Regions from separate parts of the Mus musculus genome. Here region 2 is linked to region 1. Evidence: chromatin loops called from intact Hi-C (ENCODE). Cell type or tissue: heart. All regions are shown on one strand.

Region 1 (8,000 bases):
GAATGAACCAGTGGAAAACCTCCTGGTGACTGTTTCAGTGGCCTAGTGAGGGATATGGCTTCCCTGGCACAAGAAGGTTGCCCATGTACAGATAAGTTGACTCAAGATGCCAGTCAAGCCAAAACTGAGCAACTGCCAAGCCCCTGGCTCCATCCTTACCCAAGGAGTACGCCTGTACTACTAGTTACTCCATAGGGTCTGCATTTCTTCTACTTCCTGTGAAGGTCCTGACCACAAGTGTGTGCCCACGTGTGTCGGGCTCATATTCATCCCCAAGGGCTTTCTCTAGACACCCTGCCTGCTCCTGGTCCCGGCCACGGCAGCTGTAAACTCTTCCTTCTGCTGTTGTTCCAAGCTGTTTCTTATGGGAAGCCTCTTTGCCCAGGTACTCTGACTGACTGCCCTTCCCATGTGACCACCATGGGGACACCCACCTAGCACTTGTGTCCCATGGGTCAAACTGGCTCAACAGTGAAAGCCAGAGCCCAGTCTGTGACAGTGCTTCCTCTTCAGGAATAAAACAACAGACAAGAAGAATGTGACCTCCAAGAGTCTCCTTTGTGCCTGACCTAGCTGGAGGCCAAGAGCAAACTTCCCTCAACACTTAATTCCTGCCTCTGTACAATCCCTCCAACTCTGCCTCCCATCACCCGCACATCCGTCCACCATTCACAAGTGTACCATCACCAGACAGACGTCACAGCATCCATCCATCCGTTACCACAAACTTGACCCCAAGGTGATTCCTCTAACACCCCTACTGTGGCAAAACACCTGGCAAAGGTGGCCTCAGGAAAGAAAAGTGTGTTTGGGCTTACAGTTGGAGGAGACGGCAGGGAGGGCATGAGGCGGCTGGTCATACTGGTATGTCATACACATCGCGCTGTGGTATGGCTCAGGAAGCAGAGAGGAAGACTTTCCACAGTCAGTGCAGGTCTGGCCCGATCAGTGTCTGGAGAGACCTTCACAGCCACAGCCAGAGGTGTGTCTGGGGTGAACCTGCTAAGCTGGCTGTGAAGTCACACCATGCAACCCACCAACCAAACCTCATCTGCCCACAGTTCACCCACACTCCTCCCTGGTATCTTCTTCAGGCATCCATTTTTGCCCCACAGGGACATGTGACTGGGCGGGGCTGGATGACAAGAGACAACTCCCGAGTGACATGTTGACCTCTGGGCTGGGAAGCTTCTTGCCTGGGGTAGCCTCTCATTACCCCGTTTGCCCGATCTCCATCCTCTTTCCGGCCCTGCCAAGGGACCCGCCTCATCTACTGTCTGTTTCCACTCATCCCACATAAAATCTGTTACCTCTCCTCGACCTTCCTGTTACCTCAGCCAACACTCCTTGCAGATGGACCCCACCAGCATCTTCACCCCACTTTCCCAGCATCCTCAGTCTGCCATCCACCAGACATCCCTTCCGGTCCACTCTTCCCCCCCACACACACAACCTAGTCATGTCTACAGCTGCCATCACTCCCACCCAGCCACCACCCACTGTCCCCTACCCACTCATCCACAGCTATCAGTGAGCCACCCTCTACCATTAGCCCAGTCACTCTCCAGCCACTGTCATCCCCATTGCTATCAGGAATTTAACATCCAACACCAGGTGCCACTGTCAATGATGTACTCACAGAAGCCCTCCTCAAGCCACTGCCACCACCGTTTGGTGACTGGCCCACCCGTCATTTCTCTCACTGGTGATTCTCCATTCATCGTGCACCCTGCCTGTCACCTCTAACCTGCCTTCATGGCCAGCCTACCCAGGCACGTCACTCTCTGCCTTAGCTCTCTTTGTTCTCTTCCAGGACCTTCACGCGCCTTTGACATCCCTTCCGGTCTGTTCTGCAACCCACACAATCCCTGCAGAGCACACACCCAGGCTAAGACTTCAGGCCTGGAGAAGATGGGCAAAGATGGCTGAGTTCCAGGGTTCTTGGCCACCTCCACACCGTGTCACCGGGAAAGTCAGGACGACACCCTCTTATTGGGTACCCAGGGTCCTGGGTCCTAAAGGGCAGATGCTAAAGCCGCTGAGAAGATTCCTCCAAGGGCCCTCAGGAGACAGCTGGGCGATCCCAAGGTAAATGTGTAACATCTGGGCGCCCCCTGTCCCTCAGCCCCGCCCGGTCACGTGGGGCCCTCGGAGCGAAGTCCGCATCTGTGAGAGCCTCGGCGGAGAGATGGGTGCTCTGGGCCGGGTCCTGCTGTGGCTGCAGCTCTGTGGTAGGCCCCGTGTCCCCCTGGGTCTGGACCTTGATTGAGGCTGAGGTTTCTCTAGGAAGGGTCGCGATCGCAGGAGAGGTTGGGATATGGAGGTGGCGTTGGCAGCCTGCCTCAATTTCCCGGTCCTCTGGCGTGGGTTGGTAAAGTTTCCAAAGCCCAGGAAGTGGAGAAACCGCAGCCTATTCCCGTGGACCTCCCAGCCCCTGGCGCCTCCTCTGTGCACAATCGGGACAGGGTCGCCAACTCCGGGCTCTGGGACCCCTCTCTGCCCCAGTGAGCTTCCCGCCAGAGCTCTTTCCTAAGGGCCGATTCCCCTCCGACCCCCCCCCCCCCGGGCAGTCAGAGTGCTGTGAATAGAGACGACGTTCCGAGGGAGGAGAAGGGCATGTTTGCGCGGGTTCTGTAGATCAGCTAAGAGTGCGCCTGAGAACGCCGCGGTGGGGCCTGACCGCCTTGCGCTGTGTGCACCTCTGCCGCGCCTCTTTGGAAAGTCGCCTTCCCAGAAGGCGACACTCAGCCTTCCTTTCTTTAGCAATGACTCGGGCCGCCTACAAACTTTGGGTCCCCAATACCTCCTTCGATACTGCCTCCAACTGGAACCAGAACCGGACCCCGTGCGCGGGAGATGCGGTTCAGTTCCCGGCGGACAAGGTACCTTGGTGGGGGGTTGAGGGGATGAACTGGAGGTGGGGAGGTCGGTCAGCCTCGCGCCTAACGCCACCTCTTGCTGCAGATGGTGTCGGTCCTGGTACGAGACAGTCACGCCATCTCGGATATGGTAAGGCTCGGGGCTGTGGCCTCAGCGGGCATGGCTGGCCCTGGGTCGTGCGCCGCCATGGAGCCTCTGGGTAGAGACAATCTCTGGGAAAGGACATCAGAGAGTACGTGGGGTCTCCCAGTCCAGCTCCACTGTCCCCTCCCCCACAGTATCTAAGTGCAGGGTGGGCTCTGGGAAACGTGCCTGCCCTTCCCTTCCTGGAGGCCATGTTAACAAGCTACCAGTGGCCCAGCTAGCCGGAGGGTGAGGAGCAAGAGGTTAAACAGCCCCTGCCTCCCCTCATGCTAAGGCTATGTGCTTTATAAATAAAGGCTGATGGTCCCGAGACCCTAGTTCAGACCCTGTGGTTGGAGCTAAGAATGAACTCTCTCTCTCTCTTCCTTTCTTCCTTAATTCCTTTTCTTTTGGTTTTTCTAGACTGTGTTTCTCTGTGTAGCTCTGGCTGTCCTGAAACTCACTCCGTAGACCAGGCTGGCCTCGAACTCAGAAATCCGCCTGCCTCTGCCTCCCAAGTGCTGGGATTAAAGGCGTGCGCCACCACGCCTGGCTCTTCCTTTTGCTAATTTCCTAACGGGATGACATGGGAGTTCCACCTTCTGTTCCAATTCTCCAAAAAAAGACTAGCATCCTCCAAGCAACTTGTGCACGCAGAACCACTAGAGGCCAGAAGGGGGCGCCAGATCACAGCCGGTTGTGAGCCACCATGTGGACCGGGAGCCTGCATTCTTTGTAAGAGCAGTCTTGAACCTTAACCAGTGGGCCATGGCTCCAGCCATTTATTGTCTGTTCATATCTTGGAAGCTGGGATAGTCTCTGTCTTTGATATCAAGCATACCTGCATGTGTGGATTAGGTTCTGCTTGCTGGCGCTTCCGCTGAAGTCTGCTTTCCCAAGCTCAGGTCTGGAAAGCTCTCCCCATTGTTTCATGTCTCTGCCTCAGCCTCCCTCAGACAGTAATTTGGTACTTGGATGTCCACCCTTCCCCTGGACTCCTCTGCCGTCTTCTGTGGAGCCTGGATGTGGCCACCTGTCACTGAACACCCACAGCTAGACCAGGCCTGGTGTTTATCTACTAGTGCTAGGTCCCTAGTGGGGTAGCTTTCTACAATCTCGTCTTATTTCCTCTTCCGTTCTGTTCGTTTATTGTGATGCTAGGGACAGAACCCAGGGTCTCACAAATGCTAGGTAGGTAGGTGTTCCATCCCCGAGTTCTACCCCAGCCCTGTTCTTTATAAGAATACATTCCATTCACATGGTGTGTGTGTGTGTGTGTGTGTGTGTGTGTGTGTGTGTGTGTGAGAGAGAGAGAGAGAGAGAGAGAGAGAGAGAGCGCCCATCCTGAGGTGCCACTGTGCTTACAATACATCATGTCTGTTCCCACCCGTGGGTGGAGTCCCTTGGCGTGGGTGTACCTGGCCTATGTCATCTCCTCTGTCTAGGGTGAGCCTTTGGACAGGTCTGAAGCTCTAGCAAGGCCAAGTGGGGACAAGAGCCTGGGCTGTGGGTGATGACTGGTACCTGATGGCCCTGTGAGGAGCAGCTCCCGTGGCCCCGTCTCCCTAAGCTCTGGGACAAAGATGGAGGGATGAGGTCCCGAGGCTTGGGGAACCAGGAAATAGTGTCGGATCAGTCTTTCCCTTCCGCACAGCACAGTCCTAGCTCAGAACTGGATTTGAACGGTGAGATGATCCCGTAGTGGAGCCTCGAAACTAGCTAAAATCACTCTTAGATGTCCTTCCTTCTCCTGCGTCCCTCTCTCTGAAACTGAAGCCGCTTCCCCAGTGGCAAATGGATATATTTTAAAGTCTGGCTTCTAAGACCCGGGAGACCTTGTCTTATACTTTCTCCAAGTGATGGGTGCTGGCAATGTCACCTCCCGCCCCAAGTGCTCCATGGATTCCCAGGCTCTCAGCTGTGCCCTGCTCCTTAGCGTCAGATGTGATCCTCCAAGTCGCCTCTACAGCTCAGTTGGGGGTCCTTTCGCCCTGGCTCATGTGCCCGGTGTGCCTTCTCTTTTCTTTCCCTGGTGAGACCTAGCTGGGTTTCCTGTTAGCCTCAGCCACGTTAAGGTTCCCGGGCCCTGACTTCACTTAGCTCCCCACCAAGGTCGCAGCTTGGGTTTTCCCTTGTGCCCTGGAGGTGTTAGTTGGTCGAAGTGCGTGCCCGGACCATGCGCCACCTCACCCTGCGCTTTCCACAGCTCCTGCCTCTGGACGGGGAGTTGGTCCTGGCCTCGGGAGCTGCACTCAGCGCTGCAGGAGGCGACTCGGACCCAGCTTGTAACCCTGGTGAGAAAGATGGGCATGGCTCGGAACCCCGCTCTCGGGGCGTGGTTAGAGGGGCGGGGCTTATAGAATGCGGGGCGCGGGAGCACTAGGCGGAGCAGGTCTCAGTGGGTTGGTGCGCGGTGACACAGGCGCCCCGTTGCTCTTCCGCAATCCCGATCGCTTCTCCTGGCTTGACCCGCACCTCTGGAGCTCCGGGACTCAGGCGCCCGGGCTCTTCTCCGTGGACGCCGAGCGCGTGCCCTGCAGCTACGACGACGTCCTCTTCCCGCGCGATGGATCTTTCCGCGTGGCGCTTGGCCCAGGCCCCAACCCGGTGCACGTTCGCAGCGTCTCGGCAGTGGGCCAGGTGAGCAGGCACGGGAGGGCTGGGGTCCCATCCCCTGTGCGCGTCCCCGCGGCACCCTGCAGCTGCGCGCGTGGGCCCGCGCACTCAGACTCTCTCCTCGCTCTCCTGGCCGCTGGTGATGCCACCACCCGCAGACGTTCTCGCGCGACGAGGACCTGACTGCTTTCCTGGCGTCCCGCGAGGGCCGCCTGCGCTTCCACGGGTCGGGCGCGCTGAGAGTGGGGTCCCAAGCTTGCACCGACGCGTCGGGCTGCGTCTGTGGCAACGCCGAGGTGAGTGAGTCTTGACCGGGCACAGCGCGAGGGCCGGCCCCGGCCACGCTGAGGCGCGTGGCTGCCGCTGCGCTTTCCTGCGTTCACCTCCGTGCCCCCACCCAGATGCTGCCGTGGATCTGCGCGTCTCTGCTGCAGCCCTTGGGCGGCCGCTGTCCCCAGGCCGCCTGCCAGGACCCCCTACTGCCTCAAGGACAATGCTGTGACCTCTGCGGTGAGCGTCCCCCTCCCGCCGCCCTGGAACGCGCTTCCGGTGGGCTTCCCTCTCCTGCTGGGGTCCGTGACGTTAACCTGTCCTCCTGTCCCAGGAGCTATCGTGTCGTTGACCCACGACCCCACATTTGACCTGGAGCGGTACCGAGCGCGGCTGCTGGACCTCTTCCTGAAGCAGGTAAGGAAGCCACACGCCGGGGGCCGGCTGCTGGCAGCTGAGCCCCGACTCTACCGTCCCGCTTGGTCGGATGACAGAGTCCGGACCAACCCCCTCCCTCCGCAGCCCCAGTACCAGGGCCTGCAGGTGGCTGTGTCCAAGGTGCTGCGCGACGCCCACACCGAGATCCAGGTGGTGCTGGTGGAGACCGAGCACGCGACCGGCGCGGCGGGGCAGCTGGGCCACGCGCTCCTCCAGGACGCGGTGGCACAAGGTGAGTCCGCCCCTCCGCGCCCTCCCTCCCCTCACTGACCCCGGGGTTCCCGGGCCCCGCTGAGTCCGTCTCCTTGCAGGCAGCGTGCTCGGTATCGTGTCGGCGACCCTGCGGCAGTCCGGCAAGCCTATGACGGCAGACTCAGAGCTGAATCAGAGCTCGTCCGGTGCCGGGCTGGCGGGCGGCGTGGCGGCCTTGGTGCTGCTGGCTCTGCTGGGGACCGTGCTCCTTCTGCTGCACCGCAGCGGAAGGCTCAGGTATGCTGGCCCCTCCTGAAGGCAGGCTCCCAGAGAGGCCAGCCGGGCTGCCCCAGGGGTTCACCTGCGCCCACTTCCTGCAGGTGGAGAAGGCATGAAGACGCTGAGCCCGTATCGGCTGGGCTGCCGCTGGGTTTCCGAAATCCGATTTTCGACGCGATTGTCTTCAAGCAGCAGGTGAGACTGTGGGAAGAAGCTTGGGGGAGAGGGCGCTCCCGGGGACTGGTACTTGGGATCGTGAGCCCTCTGACCTTGTGACTCCACAGCCTTCGGTCGAGCTACCTGACTCAGCTCAGAAGGTGGACATCTTGGACATTGATACCAAGTTCGGCTGCTTCGTTAACCCACTCTTTGCTGGGGAGGCAGAGGCAGAGGCCTGACCTGCTAGAAGGGTACTAGGCTTCTAACCTGTGGACTGTTCACCCCCTCGGAGACCGTGACTTCTCTCCTGGTGGCAAGGACAGACTTACCTTGCCCAATAAAGAGTTGCTTGTTTGTTTTTTAACTTGATAGCCTGGTCCTACTTGTAACCTTGCTTTACTTGAGCGATGGAGATCTGAACTCTGGTCCTCAGACCCACGCCGCAAGTGCTGTTACCATTCGGGCGCAGTGTTTTGTTTTGAGGTGAGCGTCTCACCATGTACTCTAGGAAGGCATTAAACTTTTGGGCTCAGATATCTCTCTGTCTCAGCCTCCAGGATTAGCTGGGGCTTTACATATGACTCCCTGACTCAGCAGCTTCAAATGGCCGTTGATGCTGGGGTGGACCTGTCCCGGTTGTTGACCTGGCTAGGTTTGGTGACCTTTAAGCAGTGTCAGCTCACTGCCAGGTTCAGTCTCCCTGGAATCGAGCCCCGCCTCCTGTCAGAACATTCCAGTTGGCATCTGCTATCTCTGGTTATAGGGGCTAGCCGCAGGGACAGGAACTTGACCCCTCTGGTCATCTCAGTGTGTCCAGCTTTAGCTTAGTGTTCAGAAACAGCAGCTCCAGTTCTTAGTAATGTTGTGGGGGGAAAAGTTGGATCAGTGTTAGGCGTGGTGGTGCATACCTATAATTCCACTGCTAGCGATGGAGGCAGGGGGATCAGGAGTTTGAGGACAGCCTAGCCTACAGTGCAAGCCTCTCAATAACTTGCCTTGCAGGTGGGAGGAGCAGTTTGAGTTGCAGATCGCACATAAAAACC
Region 2 (8,000 bases), 200 kb after region 1:
GTTAAGGTCACATTCTTGTGATGTTCCTACCCAGGGAGAAGGACCTTCCTTCCTCTCTTACAACTTCACAAGACTCCATTGTTGGGTCCACTATGATTGTTCCTCTGCTGCCCTCTGAGGGCACTTGGGGAGTTTCCTGACTTTTTCTGTGACAATGGAAGTGACTGATCTGGTGCCTGTGTCATTTTGCATAATTGCTACTGTATGGGTCAGATGAAGTCCTAGAAAGGGCAGAGCTGGCCTCTAGATATGAGATCTGTGGGCTAAATCCCTACTCTCAGGGACTCTGAAAAATGATGTCCTCAAAGCAGTGAGCGAGGGAGTCTGGTACCCACAGTGTCATCACTTTTAAAAATATGAAGACTCTTTTAAGAAAGTGGAGTAGCCGGTACCTGGGGCTAGGGAGCAGGGGGAGATGAAAGGGACAAATCAAGAAAGGCCGTGAGGAAACTCTTGGTGACAAGGACTGTGTGTCCTTCTCTCTTTTGTCATGATGGTTGCATGTGAATATGTGTATGAAGGCTCACTAAGTGGTGTAGGTCATATTGGCATAGAGTATTCATTGTGTCTCAATAAAACTGTTTAGAAAAAAGATAGGTTATTTTTTGTCCCATTCAATTAAAAAAATAAATACAGTGAAAGCAGAGAACTGACCCTACATGTTGTCATCTGCCCTTCATCTATGTGCAGTGTGTGCAGTGCATCTGTGTGCAGTGTGTGCAATACATCTGTGTGCAGTGCATCTGTGTGCAGTGTTGCAGTGCATCTGTGTGCAGTGCATCTGTGTGCAGTGTTGCAGTGCATCTGTGTGCAGTGTGTGCAGTGCATCTGTGTGCAGTGTGTCCATGTGCAGTGTGTGCAGTGTGTGCACTGCATCTATGTGCAGTGTGTGCGGTGCATTTGTGTGCAGTATGTGTAGTTCATCTATGTGTGGTGCATCTGTGCGCAGTGTGTGCAGTGGTGTGTACACATGACCACCACCTCACACAAGCTGTGGTCTGCCCGCATCTGTGGGCAGTGGCATATACACATGACCACCACTTCACACATACATGCAAAGTAAACAAATGAACGAATGGGATTAAAAAAAACACAGGCCAGACAGTGGTGTCACACACCTTTAATCCCAGTGCTCAGGAGACAGAGGCAGAAGGATCTCTGACTCTGAGGCCAGCCTGGGCTACATAGTAAGACTCTAACTTAAAGAGCTTGTATTGATTTTGCAGAAGACCCAAACTTGGTTGCCAGCACCCAAGCCAGACAGTTCACAACCAGTATAACCACAGCTCCAGAGGATCCAATGTGTTCTTCTTCAATCTCTAGTACCTGTACAGACACACACACACACACACACACACTGAGCTTGATTCCTGAGACCCACAGAGGAAGGAAAGAGTTGACTACTATAGGTTGTCACCTGATCTTCACATGAACCTCATGGTTTGATTGCAATTCCGCACATGTACACACGAGCACACGCGTGCACACACACATGCAAACAAATAAATATGTGTCATTTAAAATGTTATTCCAAAAGTTCTATGCCAATTTACTCTTCCACCACAGGTAGTTAGTATCAACACATCTTCACACTCACACACACACACACACACACACACACACACACACACACACACTCACACTCACACACATTCACACTCTCACACACACACAGTAATAATTATTTAAAATGTTTTGATTTTGTGGGATTAAAATTAACTATAATCACTATAAACTTATAACTATAACTAACTATAACTATAACTAACTATAACTATAACAAGCACTGTTCATTCAGCTGCTACTGAGGCTTGATTTCCCTCTTTTATCTCAGCAAAATTGAGCCCCACAGGGCTTTCTGTTACTTTAAAAGTAAATTATTGACTCTCCAGAGCCTGGCCCTGAAAATCATAATCCATGTCTTTAATCCCAGCACTTGGGAGGTAGAGGCAGGCAGATTTCTGAATTCAAGGCCAGCCTGGTCTACAAAGTGAGTTCCAGGACAGCCAGGGCTACACAGAGAAACCCTGTCTCAAAAATCCAAAAAAAAAAAAAAAAAACCCAAAACAAAACAAAACAAAAAACAAACAAACAAAAAAAGAATCCATTACTATGATTCCCAAAATGACCACGAAAAACTTGGGAAATCTGCCAGGTTGTCTTTCTTAAGGCATGCTGCTGTCGGGGAAGGCTTCTGGGATCCTAATTGACTCACTGAAAATAGGAGATTCTCAATCAAGAAGGCTTTCCTCTCATCCAAATGTCTCACATAATAAGGGGCAGAGCAGCTGGCCTCACCTTGAATTGGCTTTTGTTAGAAGAAATGTATGTGAGCAGGAATAATAGAACATGTCATCACACACATAAAGATTCTCATTGTAGGGAGAAATGGAAACTCCCAAAACACCCAGGAAAAGGGAAGAGCCAACAGTGAGAATGGAGGACAATGGGTGGCCCAGTCAGTCAGCACCCCAGAAAGGCAGGGGCAATGCTCGGTCGACAGAGCACACCCACGAGGCCCCGGGCTGCACAGACCTGGAGCCTTTGCCCCAGCTTCTCTGACTCTAACTCTCCTTCCCATGCCTGCATCTGCCAGGAAAATTCCACTGTCACACTCTGGGGGAACCTGCAGTTTGCCTGTGGCTAGGGCAGAGCAGCCTGAAGGAAGGACTCCAGGGGCAGGATGGTCGTCAGAGACCTAGGCCCGAGGGCCAATTCCCAGGCTTAGTCAGAGTCCAGAACTTCAAGCCAAAGGTTTCATGACTGGCTTGTGTGTCCTCCTTGCCCTCTGGTGTTCATGACTCTTAACTCCACTCCCTGGCAAGCTCTGCTCCAGAGCCCCAAGGTGTGCCTGAGCCCTTGGGGCCTTCACAAGGATTCGGCCTCCCCCACTAACCTTCAGGGCTGGAGAGGAAGGGACCACTGGACAGGAGCCTGTGGCCCTTGAATCCAGAGGAAAAGCTGTGAGTTTACTTCAGCCATTCCACACAGAGGTGTCATTTGGAAGAGCGGGATCTAAGGATGGTTCCAGAGTCCTTTGGTAAGGACTGTGCTGTCCTGAGGATTTCTAGACTGATTTAAAAACAAAACAAGGGCCAGTGACAGGCTCAGTGAGTAAGATCACTTCCCTGCCCAAACGGACAATCTGAATTTGATCCTAGGAACCCACATGGTAGAAGGAGAGAACCCTCAGACCTCGGCGTGTGTGTGAATACACACACACACACACACACACACACACACACCTAAATAAATATACAAACTTTTTGTTGTTGTTGCCGGTTGTAAACCAATGGGATCTTTCTGATCCTAAAAGATATGGGGCATCAGGCAGAAGGAAGAAAGCGAACCGGAGGAGAGGGGCCCCATCTTACCCAGGAAAGTAGCCAACAGGAAGGTGGTCAGTTCGGGGCCATCCCCTCCCGATTTGCTCTGGGAAAAAGGGACCAAGCCCAGGACAGAGCAGAAGCTGTGTTATGCATGGAGTCACCAAAGCAGTTCAATCGTGTTTTCTTCGCTGTTAGAAGAAAATCTGTAAATATTGCTTTTGGAAGAGTAGGGTGACGAAGCAGAGTCCTTGATGGCTGATGGCAGATCCATCAACCCTCTGCTATTAAACTCTGGGGCTCCTTCTGGATGTTGTCTTGACAACATGTGTCTAGGTTCCTTCTGTTTAAGAGACTGTGTCTCAGATTGTTGGCCCCCAGACAGGTTTCTGGGATCCAAGATCCTTTGTAAGGCAGTGGGTCCAGGATCTGCACTGGTGGGGTGGGGGGCACTCAGTGCCTCAAGAATGACCCTGGATACCGTGGGCTGCAGAAACTCATCTAGAGTCTCCGAAAGTCCCGGGGTCCTTTGAGGAAAAGGAAGTTAGGTCTTGATCCCAAAGCTGCAGGAGGCTCCCCGGAGTTGCAGCCCCTGGAAAGCAGCTACCAGAGGAGAAAACCACGTACAGGCGCAACTGTTCGTTCATTGAGCTGGTTTCGCCCCCTAGTGGTGGACTCAAGTCCTCTCCCAGGTATGTTCCTCCCAGGCTCTGGGTACCCATCAGGACTGCAGGCAGCTGAGGGGTAAGTTAGGTGTATGTGAAGCCTAGACCTCACCCACTTTTTGCTAATGAACTCTCCTGAGTGCTTGGATTATAAGAGTAAGCCAACAGATCTAACTATCTCTTTTTTATTTTTATGATTTTGTTGTTGTTTTTGGAGATAGAGTTTCTCTGTGTAGCCCAATGTCTTGGAACTCACTGTACAGACCAGTCTAGCCTCTAATTCAGAGATCTGCCTGCCTCTGTCTCCCAAGTGCTGGGATTAAAGGCATATGTTACCACTGCTCCGTGTGCATCTCCAAATATTTAATGAGAATATAGTGCATTTTAACTGTAAGTTTAAGTTGTTGTGAAGAATGCAATGCCTAACCTGCTGGGAGCATTGGTTATTTTTGCTGTTTGTTGGTTGGTTGGGTTTTGTTTGTTTGTTTTGTTTTGTTTTGAAGTGTTCTGACAGAGGCTCTCAGGGAGACTACACTAGCTTTAAAAGCTTGTCTCCCAAGTACTGGGATTATCAAAATTCGATTTTTAAGATAATATCTCATTTTGTTGCCAGGCAAGGCTGAAACTCTTCCAGCTGAACTTGAACTCATGGCAATTCTCCTGCCTCCATCTCTGAGTGCTGGGATGGCAGATGACAGCCACCACGTGGTCTCACAGAATCATGCAAGCCCTCCACCCCTGTGACTTATCATTCTTGCCTTGCTCTTTCGGCAGACCTGGGGCACATCCTGGTGTCTTGTCTTCTGCGGTCCTTCCAGAGTTCTTGTTTGGCTGCTGTGCTGGAAGGGCGGTCTCTCCATCCATGCACATCTGAGCATTTCTGTATCTGGCTTTGCATGTGAGCTGGTTTTCTTTATTTCCCCATACCCGGGTTTCATTTCCAATCTTACATTTCTAACAGTGTTCTTCTTCTTCTTTTTTTTTTTTTTTAATTTGGGCTGACTCAGCCATTCTGCTTGTAATGTTTTATCCATCCCCTCTCCTTTCTTCTGCAGAGACTCCATGCACATGTAGAGAAGGCTAGATGAAGTGATCTTATGGTCCACTAATGCGCCATTTCTACCTTTAAATATTGTTTTATTTATGTGTCGGCAAAATGTACGTGAATGTGGGTGCCCAAAGAGGCCAGAAGAAGGGAGTGTTACAAAGCTGGAGTTACAGCTGGTTTTTAGCCATAGTGCTGAGAATCAAATTCAGGTCCTCTGCAAAAGGAATATCTACTTCTAACTGCTGAGCCCTCTGCTCCGCTCCCTGTGGCTCTATTTTTAAAATCATGTTTTCTTTGTGTTTAATTGGGGATAGTTGCTCTCTCTTTCTGTGTGTGTGTGTGTGTGTGTGTCTGTGTGTGTCTGTGTGTGTGTGTGTGTTGAGTCTCACTATGCAGACCAGGCTGTCCTGAAACACACAGGAATGTGGTTGAATCTGCCTCCAGCATGCTGGGATAAAAGGTGTGACCACTGGGTAGTTCCTGCTTGTGGTGACTAATTGCAGTTGACAGTTCGACTACATCTGTGTGTCAACTAAATGGAATCAACTGAATCCAACCAGTTCAGCTTGCCTCTGTTGGAATTTTCTTGATTGCATCATCTGAGGTGGGAAACCCCACCTAAACCCAGTGGCAGCTCACATGAAAGGGTGGAGAACAGGAAGTCTTCACTTTTGCCTGCTTGCCTCACTCCAGCTGACAAGTTCATCTACTCTGCTGCTGAGGAAGTCCTTCATTGGTTCTAGAACCTACTTCTTTGGGGTTCCAATGATTGAAGACAAGCTGAGACATCCAGCCTCATTAACTGAACAACAGCAGTAGTTTTGGCCTTTCTAGGGAGAGACAGCCACTGCTGGGCTAGCTGGGACACAGGCTGTAGGTCACACTAACAAATCATTCCTTCATTGTCATTTCTGTCCCTTTAGATAACCCTACCTAACACACTTCTGCTGTGTCTTCAAGGTCAGCTCTTTTCTTCTGCACTGTTTACTTGGCTGTTAATACCGACAGCTTATCAGAATTTTTTTTAAAAAAGTCATTTGTATTAAACACTGCTGTGAATTAACCCTACCAGAAAACACATGACTCTCTCAAAGCCAAAGAGAAAGTCTAGACTGCCTGCCAGCAGCCGCATAGTGAACTTGCCCAAATCATGTAGCCTCGGGCTTCACTGTTCTTTATCTCTTATGTAAGAAAAATACATTCTGGTTGACCCACTTCACTTAGCAAGAACAGTTAGTGAGAAGCCAAAAGGCAGGGTTTGTTCACTTAGGGACTTTCCTGGGTCCTGGAACTGTGGGTTAGGTTTTTGATGGATTGGGTCTTTGTTCCCACTTTGGCACTCATTGGGGCCTATATGCTGGGTTTAAGGTCAGAATGGTGTCTCTAACATGGTGTCAGTAGTGCTAAGATCTCAGAGCCTGTTATGATACTGTCCTTGGGATAAAAGTGTAAACCCGGGGCTGGAGAGATGGATGGCTCAGTGGTTAAGAGCACTGACTGCTTTGCCAGAGGTCCTGAGTTCAATTCCCAGCAACCACATGGTGTCTCACAACCATCTGTAATGGAATCTGATGCCCTCTTCTGGTGTGTCTGAAGACAGCTGCAGTGTACTCATATAAATAAGAAATAAATAAATCTTTTAAAAAACGTGTAAAGGGCTGGTGAGATGGCTCAGTGGGTAAGAGCACCCGACTGCTCTTCCGAAGGTCCTGAGTTCAAATCCCAGCAACCACATGGTGGCTCACAACCATCCATAACGAGATCTGACTCCCCTCTTCTGGAGTGTCTGAAGACAGCTACAGTGTACTTACATATAATAAATAAATAAATAAATAAATAAATAAATCTTTAAAAAAAAATAAAAAAATAAAAAATAAAAATAAAAAACGTGTAAAGCCACACACTAAGATGTTGACACAGTAATGATTAAGGTATTTCCCACAGTTAGGACAGGTTATATGTACAGTATGGACAAAAGGTTTGCAAACCAGGTGGGATGGAGGAAAGATAGTGGGAGATTTCACCATGCTATCAGAGCCCCAGAGCAGCTTAAAATGCATGGGATATTTGCTTTTGGAATTTTTCTTTATTACTTTTGAAAGCTGGCCATAACTAACTCAGTCTGAACGTGGGGAAAGTGGGAATAAAGGCAACTGTATCCAGGTAACTGAGATGGGAACAGAGAGCCTTGCTCAGCCACCTCCTGATTCCTATGTCTGAGCAAAGAGGACGTGGAGATCAAAGCCCATGTGGGTTCATGAGAACAGTGCATATTGGGTCTTCTGTGGGATAATGGGGCCAGGCCGCCAGTTTGCATGCAAAGCACAGCTGCTCCCACAAGGCCTGGAGCCAAGAGTCATCATGTGGAACAGAAGTGCATGAAGATCACCGTTAAAGGAACAGAACAAGGAAGAAAGGAAGGGGGTAGGGGAACCGCTTTAATAACCCCACTTTGAAAACCATTGAATTAAAACAATAGTTTGGAATAGTGCGGCTCAGTCTTCCTGGTGAATCAACCTTCAGTAAGGGCCTCAGAGGTGGAGCCTGACATGGTCCCACGCCTGAAAGTACCCTCTAACACCAAAGGAAAATGTTCAAGGGCCAAAGTGGCACTGTAACAAATGAAACAAAAGTGCCGGTTAGGACTATGCCTCTCTAAACATGTGTGAATGGATGGAGGCTCCTGATGTACGGTCTCAATGATCTGAGAAGCAAGGAGGGGTTCTCCTGAGCCATCCACCCGCGTGCAGCATGGTCGGCCCTGCAAGGTGCGGTAGAGATGGAAGACTCCTACGTCATGAGTGCTTTAGACCATAACTTCAGAGCCCTGGTGGGTTGACCTCTTGTTTCCCAGAGATGAAAGGGCCCTGTCTCTGCCTCTTTGGTAAGTGGAAGCCAAGCCAAATGGGCAATCTCAGAAAACTCTGTGTAGGCTCTGCTTGCATCCGATGGATGAGCTAA

The links. Hi-C counts contacts between places; a loop is a spot of excess contacts. Peaks named below come from ENCODE experiments on the same cell type or tissue, not always from the same donor. Only the 100,000 strongest peaks of a DNase experiment are listed, where the experiment ranks them.
Region 2: a loop joins it to region 1, with 2.1 times the contacts of the local background. A loop is called at or near these places in 3 of 42 quality-filtered maps.

What each region holds. Positions count from the first base shown.
Region 1 is chr12:111,268,934-111,276,933 of GRCm38, forward strand. It overlaps Amn (amnionless), which reads left to right and starts at 2,163. Exons shown (of 12, transcript NM_033603.3): 1 at 2,163-2,231; 2 at 2,764-2,882; 3 at 2,965-3,009; 4 at 5,210-5,297; 5 at 5,426-5,643; 6 at 5,778-5,915; 7 at 6,021-6,129; 8 at 6,224-6,306; 9 at 6,412-6,559; 10 at 6,639-6,816; 11 at 6,900-6,993; 12 at 7,083-7,493. The coding sequence starts at 2,189. The coding sequence ends at 7,196. It overlaps Gm51960 (a long non-coding RNA gene), which reads right to left and starts at 4,803. Exons shown (of 3, transcript XR_003950150.1): 1 at 3,845-4,803; 2 at 2,887-3,092; 3 at 1-2,282. In heart, no CTCF peak of the experiment used is centred here; a DNase peak (open chromatin) is centred at 3,668; H3K4me3 peaks cover 3,290 bases; H3K27ac peaks cover 1,718 bases; H3K27me3 peaks cover 8,000 bases.
Region 2 is chr12:111,465,713-111,473,712 of GRCm38, forward strand. No RefSeq gene overlaps it. Among named protein-coding and RNA genes, the nearest start is that of Gm266, 16 kb to the right of the region's middle. In heart, a CTCF peak has its summit at 4,004 (motif pointing left); a DNase peak (open chromatin) is centred at 3,969; H3K27me3 peaks cover 1,369 bases.